Regions from separate parts of the Homo sapiens genome. Here region 2 is linked to region 1. The links are chromatin contacts, found by Hi-C or POLR2A ChIA-PET in ENCODE. All regions are on one chromosome and are shown on one strand. The core of a region is the stretch at or near the end of the contact, and the rest is flanking DNA. Distances in the headings are between cores, read along the strand shown. Region 1 holds the start of LINC01624 (long intergenic non-protein coding RNA 1624). Region 2 holds the start of LINC00574 (long intergenic non-protein coding RNA 574).

The links. A loop is a pair of places that touch in the nucleus more often than their neighbours do. ChIA-PET counts read pairs that join two places held with the same protein, here RNA polymerase II (POLR2A). Pooled maps may share reads with other maps.
Region 2: a map of Caco-2 shows a loop between it and region 1 (3-fold over the local background). The contact joins the promoter of LINC00574 here to the promoter of LINC01624 in region 1. A Hi-C loop is called at or near these places in 4 of 168 maps with a recorded cell type or tissue (Caco-2, IMR-90, natural killer cell and 1 more) and 6 of 50 pooled maps. POLR2A ChIA-PET finds 5 or more read pairs at or near these places in 1 of 52 experiments (activated CD4-positive, alpha-beta T cell).

Annotation. Positions count from the first base shown.
Region 1 is chr6:170,268,837-170,275,558 of GRCh38, forward strand. LINC01624 (long intergenic non-protein coding RNA 1624) reads left to right here and starts at 3,638. Exons shown (of 2, transcript NR_104177.1): 1 at 3,638-6,594. It overlaps LOC285804 (a long non-coding RNA gene), which reads right to left. Exons shown (of 3, transcript NR_126021.1): 2 at 6,495-6,722.
Region 2 is chr6:169,787,127-169,793,848 of GRCh38, forward strand. It overlaps LINC00574 (long intergenic non-protein coding RNA 574), which reads left to right and starts at 2,947. Exons shown (of 3, transcript NR_026780.1): 1 at 2,947-3,290. It overlaps LINC00242 (long intergenic non-protein coding RNA 242), which reads right to left. Exons shown (of 2, transcript NR_026781.1): 2 at 1,664-3,992.

The DNA.
Region 1 (6,722 bases), core at 2,388-4,887:
GAGCAGCTATCCAGAGAAGTCGGCCCCCAAAGCGTGAGTCTACTAGCAGCCTGAGAGCTGGCTACTGGCAGTCACTGGACAATTCCCACTTTACTTTGACCTGATAAATGGCAGGAAAAGTGCCCACCAGGAAGCCTGGGAACTCAGCAGGTGGTTGTGACGACAAGGCTCAGAGACCAGGTCACACTGGCTGGGGCCACTTTCTACGAAAAAGGCAGGCCACGAAATCCCTCCCTAAAACCCAGTCAGTGTGGACAACGGGATTCTACCTAATGCCTTGGGGACATCAGAGGTAAGTGTGCTCTTGTTTCTTAGGTGACATTCTTTTTTAATCTAAAAATATCTGTTGCCACCATTTAACGGTATGGCCCTAAGCAGCTTTCATTCCCACAGATTCAACACATTGTGAGCAAATAGCACCCGTTACTACAAATGCCTGTGAGGGAGAAAAGCCTACAGCCTTCCCCACAGAAGCATGTGTGACGCGGGGTGGGGACCCTGTACCTGCTCATATGTATGGAGAAAGTGGGGACATCTGTAATCCTCCACCTCAGGAACTAGCTGACTTGACTTGGACCCAGCTTTTCAGGAGGCACAAAACACAAATGAGAATCAAGTACGAAGCCCTTAGTGTTCCGGTCGTTCCAAGTCTAAGAGCTGTTGTGGGCGCCACAGAGCCTGCTGCTACTAGCGATCCCAGTTTGGCAAACACCGGGGCCTCACTTTGTCTCTTGTGTGGGGAATGCACACACCTCACATCTGTCTCACGGACCATAAACGCTCTCCCGAGAATCATGTTGACTCTGCTCACCGAGCCCAGGCCCAGCACAAAGACACACCATAAACACCTGCGGAGGGAGCGTGGCCCAGCCCAGGGACTCTGGGGCTCCCAGAAGACAGGGCCCTCCCCCAGCCATGCCGGGAATGCTGCGTGACAGCGGATCAGGAAATGGGGCAGAAGCCCATGAAACCCTCGGAGTCAGGTCACCAGGGCGGGTGCTCGCCCACCCCCAACGCCTGAGGGTGACATTTGACAGTTTACACACAGTCTCTGAGCGCCTGTTTTAGCCTAGGTTTGTAAAGGAGTCAAGAATTCATCTCAGAAAGCTGCCAGTAGACAACCAAATGCTATTTCAAAGCAACTGCAGGGGTTAGTAATTGAGATTTTTTTTATCCCTCTAACTTGCTACTTCCCTAGTTCTGTGGCAGGCCTCTTGACTCAGCTTATAAATACTAAAACTGTTGCTGTAATAAGAAAAAACAAGAAACATTCCTTGAATATTTCAGAGCAAAATGCTTGTGAAAGCCCTTGGTTTCCCCACAGAAAATGTATTTAAAAGAAGAAGAGCCGTGAATCGGTGGCAGCTGCTCCCAGCACCTGTTCCCCGTTCCCATCATTGAAGTTCTCGTGGCATTTTGGAAAGAACTGAGCAGTTTTCCTAGAGAAATACTCTGGGTTCTCGATTACACAGTTGACTGCACTCAACTGTTGGCTGAGACAAAGGGGCCTGAGAGGTGTATCCGTGCACAGAGCTCCGCACCCTGAAACCGCTCAGGGCATGGACCGCGGTGACGTGCCGCCTCCCTCCCAGTGCCCACTGAAGCGTCCTGCTCCCTTCTTCGCACAGATGGCAGTGTGGGGCCAGGGGACGTGTGGCATCATTTGCCCATGCCATTTTCACTTTGTTTTTTTTGTTTGTTTTTGTTTTTTTGAGACAGTCTCACCCTGTCACTCAGGTTGGAATGCAGTGGCACAATCTCAGCTCACTGCAACCTCTGCCTCCCAGGTTCAAGCAATTCTCCTGCCTCAGCCTCCCGAGTAGCTGGGATTACAGGTGCACACCACCATGCCTGGCTATTTTTATTTTATTTTATTATTATTATTATTTTTGAAATGGAGTCTCACTCTGTCACCCAGGCTGGAGTACAGTGGCATGATCTCAGCTCACTGCAACCTCTGCCTCCCGGGTTCAAGCAATTCTCCTGCCTCAGTCTCCCGAGTAGCTGGGACTACAGGCACACACCACCACACCCAGCTAATTTTTGTATTTTTAGTAGAAACAGTGTTTCACCATGTTGACCAGGCTGGTCTCAAACTCCTGACCTCAAGTGATCTACCCACCTCGGCCTCCCAAAGTGCTGGGATTACAGGCGTGAGCCACCACGCCCGGCCACCTTCTTCACTTTCATAGAATGTCTGGACTAAGTCTTCAAGGCACAAGGGCATCAAGCTCTAATGAGCACACGGGGGCACCACTGCAGATGGCCAGGGGGCAGGCGGAGGCCACCATGCACCCTCCCTCTTCATCGGCTCGCAGCCCCTCCTGGGGAGCTCTCGCTGCCATCACAAGCTGAGAGGCTTACAAGACACACATTCATCCCCTCACGGTTCTGCAGGTCAGGAGCCTGACAAGGGTCCCACTGGGGTAAAAAACCAAGGCTTGGCCAGCCTGGCTCCTTCCGGAGACTCCGAGAGAACCTCTTCATGTCTCTTCCCGTTTCCAGAGGCCACACATTCCTGGGCTCCTGGCCCCTTCCCTGTCTCTGAGCCACACTGCATCTCCAGCCTCGCTGACCCACCCCTGCCGCTGCCGAATTCCTCCCTCTGTCCCCTGTACAGACCCTGTTCTTCCACTGGGCTCCCCTGGGGAATCCAGGCTAATCCACATCTCAGGGCCTGGGGCTTAATCCACAACGTGCTGTTGGCTCTGGGGTCGGGAGGTTGGGGAGGCCGTGCCCGGGGGCCTTTCTTCTGTATTCCACACCATTGATCCACATCATGTTCAAATGATCTCCTAAATGGAATGGCTTCCTATCAACCCACGTCACTGGCTTCACCCCACTGTTACCAGGAGCTGGTTCTTGTTGGGCTCTGGAGGCCAAGAAGGGGCTCCTTCCCTCTGCCCATCAGCAGGTTGCTTGGCACGGTAGGGTGGGTGCCCCCGTGAGACACAGCTTGGGAGCACGAAGCGGCCGCAGGCCCTGGGCCCGGGCTACGGGCTGGGGAGGAGGGAGGATGAGGCGTGCAGACACTGAAAGGGCGGCTGCAGAGACTTTTTTGTCCAGAAGTAACCCAGAGCGAGCAAGTCCCTGTGGGTGAGGACCACGCATGCCCGGTTGGCGCTGATGTGTGGGAAAACGACAAATGGTGCAAGCCACACGGGTCACGTGCGTCTCCTGTGCTAATCGTGGATTTTCATTTCCTCCGGAGACCCAAATGAGAAAGTAAAAGTGTATGCAGGAGTCAAACCCACTTTCTAGAATGTGGTTAATTTCTAGAGGCAGCTGGGTTTCCTGTGGAGAAGACAGGTTTGCCTACGCAGCGTAGAGAGGAGACGGCTGTGTGGGCTCCAGCCCCAGGGGAAGTAGGGCCCGGGGGTCACCGCGAGGAAGCTCCATCGGCCGCGGCGGCTCTGTGGAATCTGAAGCGCGTGGTCTCACGGCCACCTCCCCCTGCACCAGCCGTGTGGCCCAAGGTGATGTCTGTGTGCCTTGGTTTCCTGATGCGTAGAACGTAGCCAGCTGGAGGACAGGGGGGCTGTCGGGTTCTTTGTGTGGAGGTCTCCAGAAGGCTGTTCGTGCTGTAGGCAAATTCCACAAGACCTAGGAGCCAGGACCCCAGGTGCCTTGATGCTGGAGGGAAGAACCTGGCTGAGACGCACCTGCAACTGTTTGGAGCTGGTGACCTTGGGCCCAGCACACCCTCGCTGCTGGTGGACACAGCCCCTCACAAGCAGCTGCGAGGCCCTCGGGCAGTGGCATGGGCGCCGTCGCTTCCTGCTAACCCCACATCCTCATTTCCCACGCTTCTCCTTCCACCTTCCATGATCACTGGGACCTACTGCCTCAGGAACCGCCTCAGAGGGACAGAGGGAAGCAGACCACCCTTTTCTTCAGAGAGTTCATGGCCCAGGGAGGGAACGCTGGCTGGGGACGATCACAAAGCCTCTCTGGTGCCCGGCCAGCGACAGGGACCCTCGGGGCTGCGGGGGGAGAGGACGCCCCTGCCCTGGCCGCACAGGGTTGGGTTAGAGGTGAGCTGGGGCCGGAGAAGCCACGGGAGCCATGTGGCGCCTTCTCAGGAGGTGCTCCCGCAGCTTCGCCTCCTCTCGTCTTCCGTGCGCAGGGAGGGACCAGCCCAGTGACAGCTGGGAGCAAAACTGGTCACCTCCCCTCGGGCTCTGGGCAACTGTCAACCTGCAGCTTTGAGTCTCTCCCCCTGGAATCTTCTATCTGGGGTATGATAATGTTATTACATACGTTGGTTATTTACAGCACAACATGAAAAGGCAATTTGTAAGGACTGGTCCGTCTAATCGGGGCGAATCACCAGTCTTCTGAGGCATCGTATTGAGTTTAGTTTCCGACTGATTGCTAAATGCCTTCACGCTGCGTGGATATTGCCCAGCTCTGCCTCCCTTGCTGCAGGTGCCCTGTGGATGCTGAGCTTCCACGGAGGGGCTGCTGCCCCCTCTGCCCCCACAGCTCAGCTCGAGTTCACCAGTGGGGAAGGCCGAGGGCCTGTGGAACGAGGGCTCCGTTCCCCCACCGCAAGGAGTGAACGGCACCGAGGTTCCCGCCGCCGAGCCGCAGCGCTGTGCAAGCCCCCGATGGGCGACGGACACCAGGCCCCAGCCCAACGCGCTTCCTTTGGCTCCTCCTGAACTGGGGGGGGGGCCTCGCACCCGCCTTGCCAGGGCCCTGGCATCTGTCTCACTGGCCTTTCTCACCTGGTATTCCAGTGAGGAGGGTGCTTCAGTTTTACTCCCTTTGAGAGGCAAGATCTTCTCAACCCACAAGAAGAGGCGACCAGGTCCTGGGTGACTGTCGAATAAGCCTGGTCCAACTGGGAACAAGTCTTCTGGGCCCTAATTTCCCACATGGTGTTCTTGTCTGACAAAATCACAGCCTTCCACGTTCAAGAATCTTCATTCATCTCTCTCTTTCAGCGAATGTTCCCTAAGCTCTCCCATCACTGAGCACTGCTGCCAACAGCCCAGCTGCATGCTACCACTTTGGTTTGATGGAGAGAAGGGCTCAGAACCTCGTGCAAGTGGGAGGCAAGCACAAGTACAAAGGCATCTTCCGGAGCCAAGGTGGGGGCGCAGAGGGCCTGTCTCAGTGAGATCCCACTGTCTTCCAGGGTTTGCCACCGCAGCAGTAAGCCCTGGAGTGGCCCCACACCCTAAGATCCACGGGGGAAAAGGTGGATGTCTCAGCATGGGTTTGTAACATTGTTCTCTTAAATAAGCAGAGGATGCAGAATTAGGAGCAAGCATTCCGAGGGGTGGCCAGCTGTGGCTTCCGAGGGGCACCTGACCTCCCATCTGCCTTCTGAGCACCAGCTGCCCCAGGTGAGGTGTGTGGAGTTCCACAGCTACGATGAGCCGTCGCCATGGAGAACAGCAGCTCACGATTGCTTTGATTTAAATTGAATTAAGGTGAAAATGAATCAGGGCATAACTCTCTTCTTTCAGCCAGACGTCTTTCTGAACCGGTGTATATATGACTTAAAAAAGTCACGAGGGTTTTGGGCCCAGGGATCAGGCAGGAAGGAAAGGCAGTGCCGTGCAAGGAGGGGTGGGTTAGAAATTGTATCCAGAACCGCTGTGGCTTGTACTGAAGGAAGAAACTTCGTAGTTCTGCTTCTATTTCTACCACAACACCAAGGAAGGTGTGTGGGGTGGGGAGCAGGTACACACAGGTCCTTGGTATTACCAGTGGTCCAGGATTGTATAATTCCGCTTATTCTACCCATCCCACAGCCTGACCCTGACTCAAGTCCTGCAGCCCCTTGGTGCCCTGAGCCCCCTCCCCTGCCTGTTCCTAAGCAATCAATCACCCTAAGACCCCGTTCTAGGTTTCAGCAGATGATGACGAGTTAATCAGACAAATAAGCCATGGGGTAGGCAGGGGTTGTGGGTGCTGCTTCCTGGTCCCTCTGGCAAACCAGAAGGGAGCTGCCTCCCTGCGGTCCCCACCCTGTCTCCAAGCTTCCCAGCAGAGCCCCACATCCAGCAACTGGGCCCAGCTTTAACCAGACGGAGGAGCAGCCTGACGTCCTGCCAGCCCCAGAGACAGATGTGGGCACAGGAAGGGAAGGCAGGGAGGAGAGGAAGCCAATAAAAAGTGTTAGCATCCGTCAGGGTGACCCTTTGCAGAACCTGCGTCAGCCTGAGGACGCAGGGAAAGGCTGCGCGGGAGAAGCCGCTGTTAGCATCTGCCAGGGTGACCCTTTACAGAAACTGCGTCAGCCTGAGGACGCAGGGACAGGCTGTGCGGAGAAGCCGCTGTTAGCATCCGTCAGGGTGACCCTTTACAGAAACTGCGTCAGCCTGAGGACGCAGGGACAGGCTGTGCGGAGAAGCCGCTGGCCTTTGCCGCTTGAAAGCTGGGTCCCTGCGGCCTCCTCACCCCAGGGCTCCCTCAGAGAAATTCTCATAGAACCCCTAAGCAATACGCGGGGAAAGAACGGATGCCACCCGGAAGCATGCCGAGGAAGAGTCCATTCATGGGAACTTCCAGAGCCGGTCACAGAGGCCAGATCCACGATCAGGTGCATGGCAGGGGCTTGTCCGCAGGACCGGAACCTTGGTGAGCATCAGCGATGGGCACTGTGTTTCCCCAAGAGTGACCTGGGGTGCCTTCAGGCCAGGCGCAGCTTCTACTCCTCATTTATCTCCACCACGCAGAGCAACGTGCGGCACAGACGAAGCACTCAG
Region 2 (6,722 bases), core at 1,697-4,196, 480 kb before region 1:
CTCTTTTCCTTTCTCTTCCCCTCCCCTCCCCTCCCCTTCATCACCTAGGCTGAGGTGCAGTGACACAATCATATCTCACTCCAGTCTCTAACTCCTGTGCTCCCATGCTTTTTCTTTTCTTCCTTTCTTTCTCTCCGTTTTTGTTTTTGTTTGTTTGTTTGGTTTTTGAGACGGAGTTTTGCTCTTGTTGCCCAGGCTAGAGTGCAGTGGTGCGATCTCGACTCACTGCAACCTCTGCCTCCCAGGTTCAAGCGATTCTCCTGCCTCAGCCTCCCAAGTAGCTGGGATTACAGGCATGTGCCACCATGCCCAGCTAATTTTGTATTTTTAGTAGAGATGGGGTTTCACCATGTTGGTCAGGTTGGTCTTGAACTTCTGCCTCAAGTGATCCACCCACCTTGGCCTCCCAAAGTGCTGGGATTACAGGCATGAGCCACTGTGCCTGGCCTTTATTTTCTGTCTCTGCTGGCTGGCTGAATACCGTGAGCAGACCAGAATTACTGGAGGCAAGGGAGAAATGGAAAATTAGCTAAATTTGTGTTCCTTCAAAAGCAATGATGAAAACAATTATTTTCAAAGAGCAACAGCAAATGTTGGTCCAAATTCACAAGTGTTCATCTGACAGGCCATATTGGAGAGTAAAGGTAATTGTGCGTGGGCCTTCTGAATGCATGGACGTGGAATTTAGCTACAGGATGAATGTTCTCCTGCTTCCGTAAGTTGTTTTGATGAGACATGAAGACATGTTCTGAACAATATTAGAAGAAAGCATCACCTTGGTACATCTGGCACCTGCCCTGCCCCCGACCTTTTCCTGAGTGAACAGAAGCCACGTCCCTTTTTAAATTAAGTGATGGAACAGCCTGGCCTGTTCCATGTCCTTGCTGCTGTCTCCCGTGCTCGCTCCTCTGGGGCTCCAAGCATGTGGCTGAGAATCCATTTGGGACATCCGTTCCCCATCCCTGCCTGTCTCTATCATTAAACAAAGTGAAGATAGTCTGATGTGACTGGCTTTCCAAACTCTTACTTGGATTCACTGTAATGTAGACTAAACAAATGGCTTAAAATTCACTGTTTGCAGAGACCTTATCCTCTGCTCCACTCAGTAGAGACATGACCTGCCCCTCGAATCTCTGCTCATTCCACTGCCTTCCTGACAGGCATGTGCGCAGCTTCAGGAAGCTCTCTGAGGTCAGAAACCCTGTCCTTTTACCTGTTTGCACCCCCTCTTTGTGTGTCCTGAATATTTTTACTACCTTAAATGTGGGTTCTTTTCCCCACAACATTTGTTTTAAATAATTTTAAAGCTACAGAAATGTTTCTAGAATAGTCCAATGGATTCCCACATGACAGTTCAACTATCGTTGGCATTTTGCCACACTTATTTTCCCCTTTTAAGTACACATATATCATTCTTTTGACTGAACCATTTTGAAAGTTAGTCATTGTGATGTGATGTTTTGCCCCCAAATACTTGAGCATTCATCTATTGAGAACAAAATCATTCCCCTTCAGTTATCAAATGGAGGAAATTTAACAATAACACAGCACCATTATCTAATACATGGTCCATATAAAATTTTTCCCAGTGTGTATAATAATATCGTTTATACCTTCATTTATACCTGTTGTTTGTTTTTATCCAAGCACCACAACTGCTTTTAGTTACTATATCTTTTATTTTTAAAATCTGGAATAGCTCCCTTTTTGTTTTTTTTCTTTCTGTGTCAGAGACATTTTTGAAGTATTTATGTCACCTTTACAGAATGTTCATCAATTGGCTTTTGTTAGATTGTTTCCTCAAATTTGACAGTTTTAAAGAAACACTGCATCCATGATACTGTCTGAACCAGTGCATCACATCAAGACACATGATTGACACAATAATGCTGTGTGCCACTCGCTGCATCACAGCAGGACACATGAGGCACATATGTGCTGCTGTGCATTCCTCAGTGAATATTGCAGGACGTGTGGGTGGGGCCAGGTGTTGTCAAGGTCCCGGCAGGTCGCTCTGCCCTCTAAACACAATGGCTGGATGGGCGGTGGACACCTGCTCTGCGGAGCCTGGGCAGCAGCTGAAGATGATGTGGGGAGGGGCTGCTCAGCTGGGGCTGGAAGGTGAGGACAGGGCTGGGCTGGCCGCCTTGTGGAGATAGCAGGACTTGTTGAGGGAAAGTCAGGCCAGGGATGCAAACCAAAGCCTGAGGAGAAACTGCAGGGCCGTGCATGGCCTCAGCTCCCTTTCTGAGGCTCCGTTGATGTGAGTGCTTTCAACAAGCCCTCCAGGGAATCTCTGCTGCTTGCAACCAAAAAGTAGTGACCACTGGAAGAGCCAGCCCCTGCGAGAGGACAGAGGCATGGCCGCCATCAAGAGGCAGGCAAACCCCAGAGAAGGAGGCCACGGACTTGGCAGTGGACGACCGGTGTGCGATCTCAGTGCCACAGGTTACTGGTTTTGTGGCAAGATGTGTACCTGCTGACAGCATGGCTTCCTCGTCTGCAGAGTGTGACAGTGACATTCCCTGCCTCATTAGACGTTAGGATACAGTGAGGCGCCGTGCTCAGCCCCATTCTGGCACGTAGCATCGATAAACACCAGCTCTTACCGGACCGTTCCCTTATGCTGGGAGGAAAGAAACGATTTGGATTTCCTCTGTCTAGAAGTCCAGCTATCTGCATGTGTGTTCAGAGGACGTTCTCGTATCTCAGGAGTGAAACCAAAGCATCCTGTACATCTTTCCCCCACCCCCACTCATAGCCTCGGATTCTCTGCACAGCTTTAGTAAAGGAGCTGATGGGGAATCGGATGCCTGACCCCGAGTCCTCACTCTGGGGCTCGAGCTTAGGATAACTTCAGGTTCAGCTGAGGCCTCTGAACTGTGACTCCGCCCCGTGGCCGCATGCGTCGGAACTCCTACCTGCCCTTTGCCCTTCTCGAGGCCGGTGCTTGACTGGAGGAGGGCTGGCAGCAGAAGTGCAGCTGACCGGGTTGCGTTTTCGTACGGCTGACTAAAGCGGATACCGGTGGCGACTCATTTCTCGTTTTATTTTTCAACGATTTGGCGGAGAAGCTCCTCTTGTGAATGGACTTTGGATTTCTTGGAGCTGCGCTGCGGGTCCCACAGTGTGGCTTTCGGCCCGTGCTGTGCTGGCGCCTGCACTTCCTCTGGCGGGGCACGGGGTGGCGCTCCCTGGTAAAGCAGCGGCCAGGGGGAGCCGTGAGTGAGGCGCTGCCTCTCCCGCTGAAGCGGGTTCCAAGGCCACCGTGAGGGGGACCATCCATCCAGGTAAAACGTGTTCTTTCCTTGTTCCTTTGCGAATCGATGGGGATCAGGCTTCCCCAGGTGGTGAAGTGAGGAACAGGGACCGCGGGGCTCGCCTGACCAGTGGGGTCTCCATCCTTGTCCGTGCTGACAAAAGACAAGAACAGACAGCGCCTGAAATCTTCCCGCCTCCGTGAGGGAAGCCTGCGTCTGGGAACGCGCCGCAGGGAAGTGATCCCTGAGTGAGGGAGGAGGTGCCGGGGCATCATTAATCAGACCTCAATGCCGGGAAGGTTCTTTGTTTAAAGAAACACTCATGTTTAAAGAGCACTTGGTGCGGACTTGCTGTGGCCATCGCCCTCAACAGCTCATCTTTAGGAGGTGCAGGCTGAATTCACGCCTCGGTGTCGTCCATGTCTGCCTGCCGCGCAGAGGAGACAGCGAGAGGCCTTCCCACCGCACGGCTTTTACGGGAAGCTCTTCGCATTGGCTACAGGGGTGTGGTTTGGTTTATAGCCACACCAAGTAATTTTAATAGAACTCAATAACTGTGTTGCCTTGCAGGCTCCGAGTGCTACAGGCAGACCCGAGTCCGAGTCTTCCTACGGTTCATTGTCCCCCCCTGGATTTCCTAGGGACTCCAGATACGATGGCATCGATGTCAGTTAACTTGGCACTTCTTAAAATAGATCTATGATCAAATCTTAAGTTTTTCCGAATAAGACTCTGGAGGAATGCAGGAAGGTCATTTGATTACTTTAAAATAAGAGGATTTTATGTTAAAATATTGAAAAAGCCAGTCATAAAACTAAGCTCTGTACCAATGAATATAGTTCGCGAAGCCAGCAGCACAGGCTTATTATTATAAATATCAAACACCACCATTATGAGTAAGCTCATTTATTTTCAAAGCACTTTGCGATCATTAATTGTTCACGTCTGTGAATACCCCCTGAGAGACAGTATTATTAACTGCATTTGAAAGGAAGAAAACTAAGGCACAGAAAACCCGTAATTCATTGTCCTGAGGGGAAAAGGAGACACCAGGAACACGGCTGTCCTTTCGCTGCATCTTCTCTTTGGTAGAGATCCAGGGACATCTGGAACATCCACCCTCTTTCTCCCACTCACGGCCATGCCACCACCTAGTGCCTCACTGACATTTCCTCTCAATCTCAGGATAATCACATCGATGTAACACTTGGCAGGTTTGTTATCTCAGTGTCTATTATCTCAAAAATTAATCCTAATAGCAACCTTAGAAAGAGGCAATATTAGCCCCATTTCATAGGAAAATGAAGGATCAGTGAGAAAGTGACAGGTCTGTCACTGGCAGTGCAGGGCAGGGCCATTGTGGTGAGTCAGGCCTCGGCTGCAGGTCTGAGTTTATGCCATTGCCCCCATCTGTGGGGTCTAGGAGGCTGTTGTCTAAGCAGAAGGCATGACCCATCAGGGGCCATGGGTGGTGGGCACAGAATTGAGTCATCTGACTGCCTTCCCACCCACCTGTATGTGTTCTTTGTTTTATTTAAGTCCTGTGAGGGTAGTTTAGGACCTTGTCCCTTCCCACAGCATAGCACAGAAAATTGGGCAAGTCCAGACCATGACTAAATCCACTTTAAAAAACCCACCCCCGCTGAGACCGGCGGATTCTCTCCCTCCCCACTTGAGATATGATGTTGCCTTAAATGGTCCAGCAGTCGCGGAGCCTCAGGGGGCCTCTCTGCCTTAGTTGGTGCATTCCAGTGCTGCTCGGTCTGTATTTCCAGATCTTGCTTTTATCCTTTTATTTTCTAGAGTAATTGATAATTCCAATCTATCTGGCCTGCATGAGATTTATAAAATAAATGGACAAAATAGAAAATAAATATTTTATGGAGCCACCACTGTGTGCAAGACATTCTGCTAGGGAGGCTGAAGGGTCCCACAGCTTCTAAGGACCGGTCCCTGGCCTAATGGAGCTCACAACAGATTGAGAAGGGAGGAGGGACACCGCTGACACAGCCCACGCTGCCCAGTGCCGGGTGCAGGAGAGGCAGTGGATGCAGGGGATTGTGGGCAGGGTGTGCTGGGCCTGGGCCCTGGCTCCCTTTGGGAGCCTCATGGCCGCTCTGCTGTCTTCCTCCGTGCATGGCCTGGGCCGCATTGTGTGCTGTGGAGTTATTGGATCAGACCTGGATGCTGCAACCCAAGGAGAGAGAGGAGGACAGAGCCCAGGAGAAGAACAGCACTCGGCAGCCTGACCCCTAAAAACCAAACACAACAGAAACCAAGCCAATGGCGATGGTTGAGAAGAACCAAGCCAGCGTGTAGGGGAGGCTAGGGTGGCACCCTGGGCATCCAGGGTGGAGGGACTCGAGGAAAGGAATGACCGGAAACACAGCTGGGGAGGCCCGGAAGGCCGGGGGCTCAGGCTGAACTCTCTTGGGGTTCCCAAGGGGCTGACGGGGAGTGAATTGTCAGAGGTGGTCAGAGCCACAGATTCCTGGGGGACATGTACTGTGGCTCAGGATGGAGAAAAGGTGGGCTGAGGTCGGGACGGTCGGTGCAGGTGGGTGCACGAAGGCGTCTGGAGGAGGAGAAAGCTTTACAGCCAATGTCCTGGAGGGGCCGCAGACAGGAGGCACCAGGTGCTGGAAACCCCAAGCTGTTCCTTTTCATCGACGAAGAGGGGAGTGGGAAACATAGGGCGAATTTCAGAGTCTACTGTAAAGAGGAAGGATTTACCTGCCATGGTGTTGCTGGGTGATCTGGGCAAAGCTAGGGGAGCTGGTTTATGAGAAGTGAAGAGATAGGGTGGGGAGGAGGAGATCTGGACCTGGGCTTGGGAAATGTGAGGGGATCCAACTGCGAGAGACCAGAGGCACCCTCAGGACAGTGGAGCCCAGTTCTTTTCTCTGCAAATAAATCTCAGTTTTCCACATCTCAACATGTGAGGCAGCTCACCCTAGTTTCTTGTTCTTTCTCTAAGAGAGTTTGGCCTTCCATTGCCTACAAATGGGAGAAAAGCTAATGGGGCTCACGTACATGGAGGGGAGTTCAGGATGAGGCTGGTGGTTCAGGCATCCTGTGAGCCCAAGGGGATGCCACCGGCCTTGTGGTGCTTACAGAGACATGCGGCAGCTGTGATCCACATTGAGGGTGAGAAACAAGTGTGAGACTACAGACACCTGAGAGGCACTGTGGGGGCAGCACCCCGCAGGCAGAGGCAAACGGTGGGCCTGCGGTTTCCCTTCCCATCTGGTGTCTGCTGGTGGCTGGCAACCCCATGCCAAGACCTTTGGTGCCTGCGCTGTCCCCACCCCCTTTTACCCAGGGCCCCTGATGTGCTCGGCTCTGCCTGGCATGAATCCCAACAACTCACCCTGCCTCCTGCTTGTGCGAAATGTGCAAACGTGAACTTGCCCAGTATTGAAGAGCTCAGGACCTTGAGTTCCGAGAGCCAGGGAGGAATAC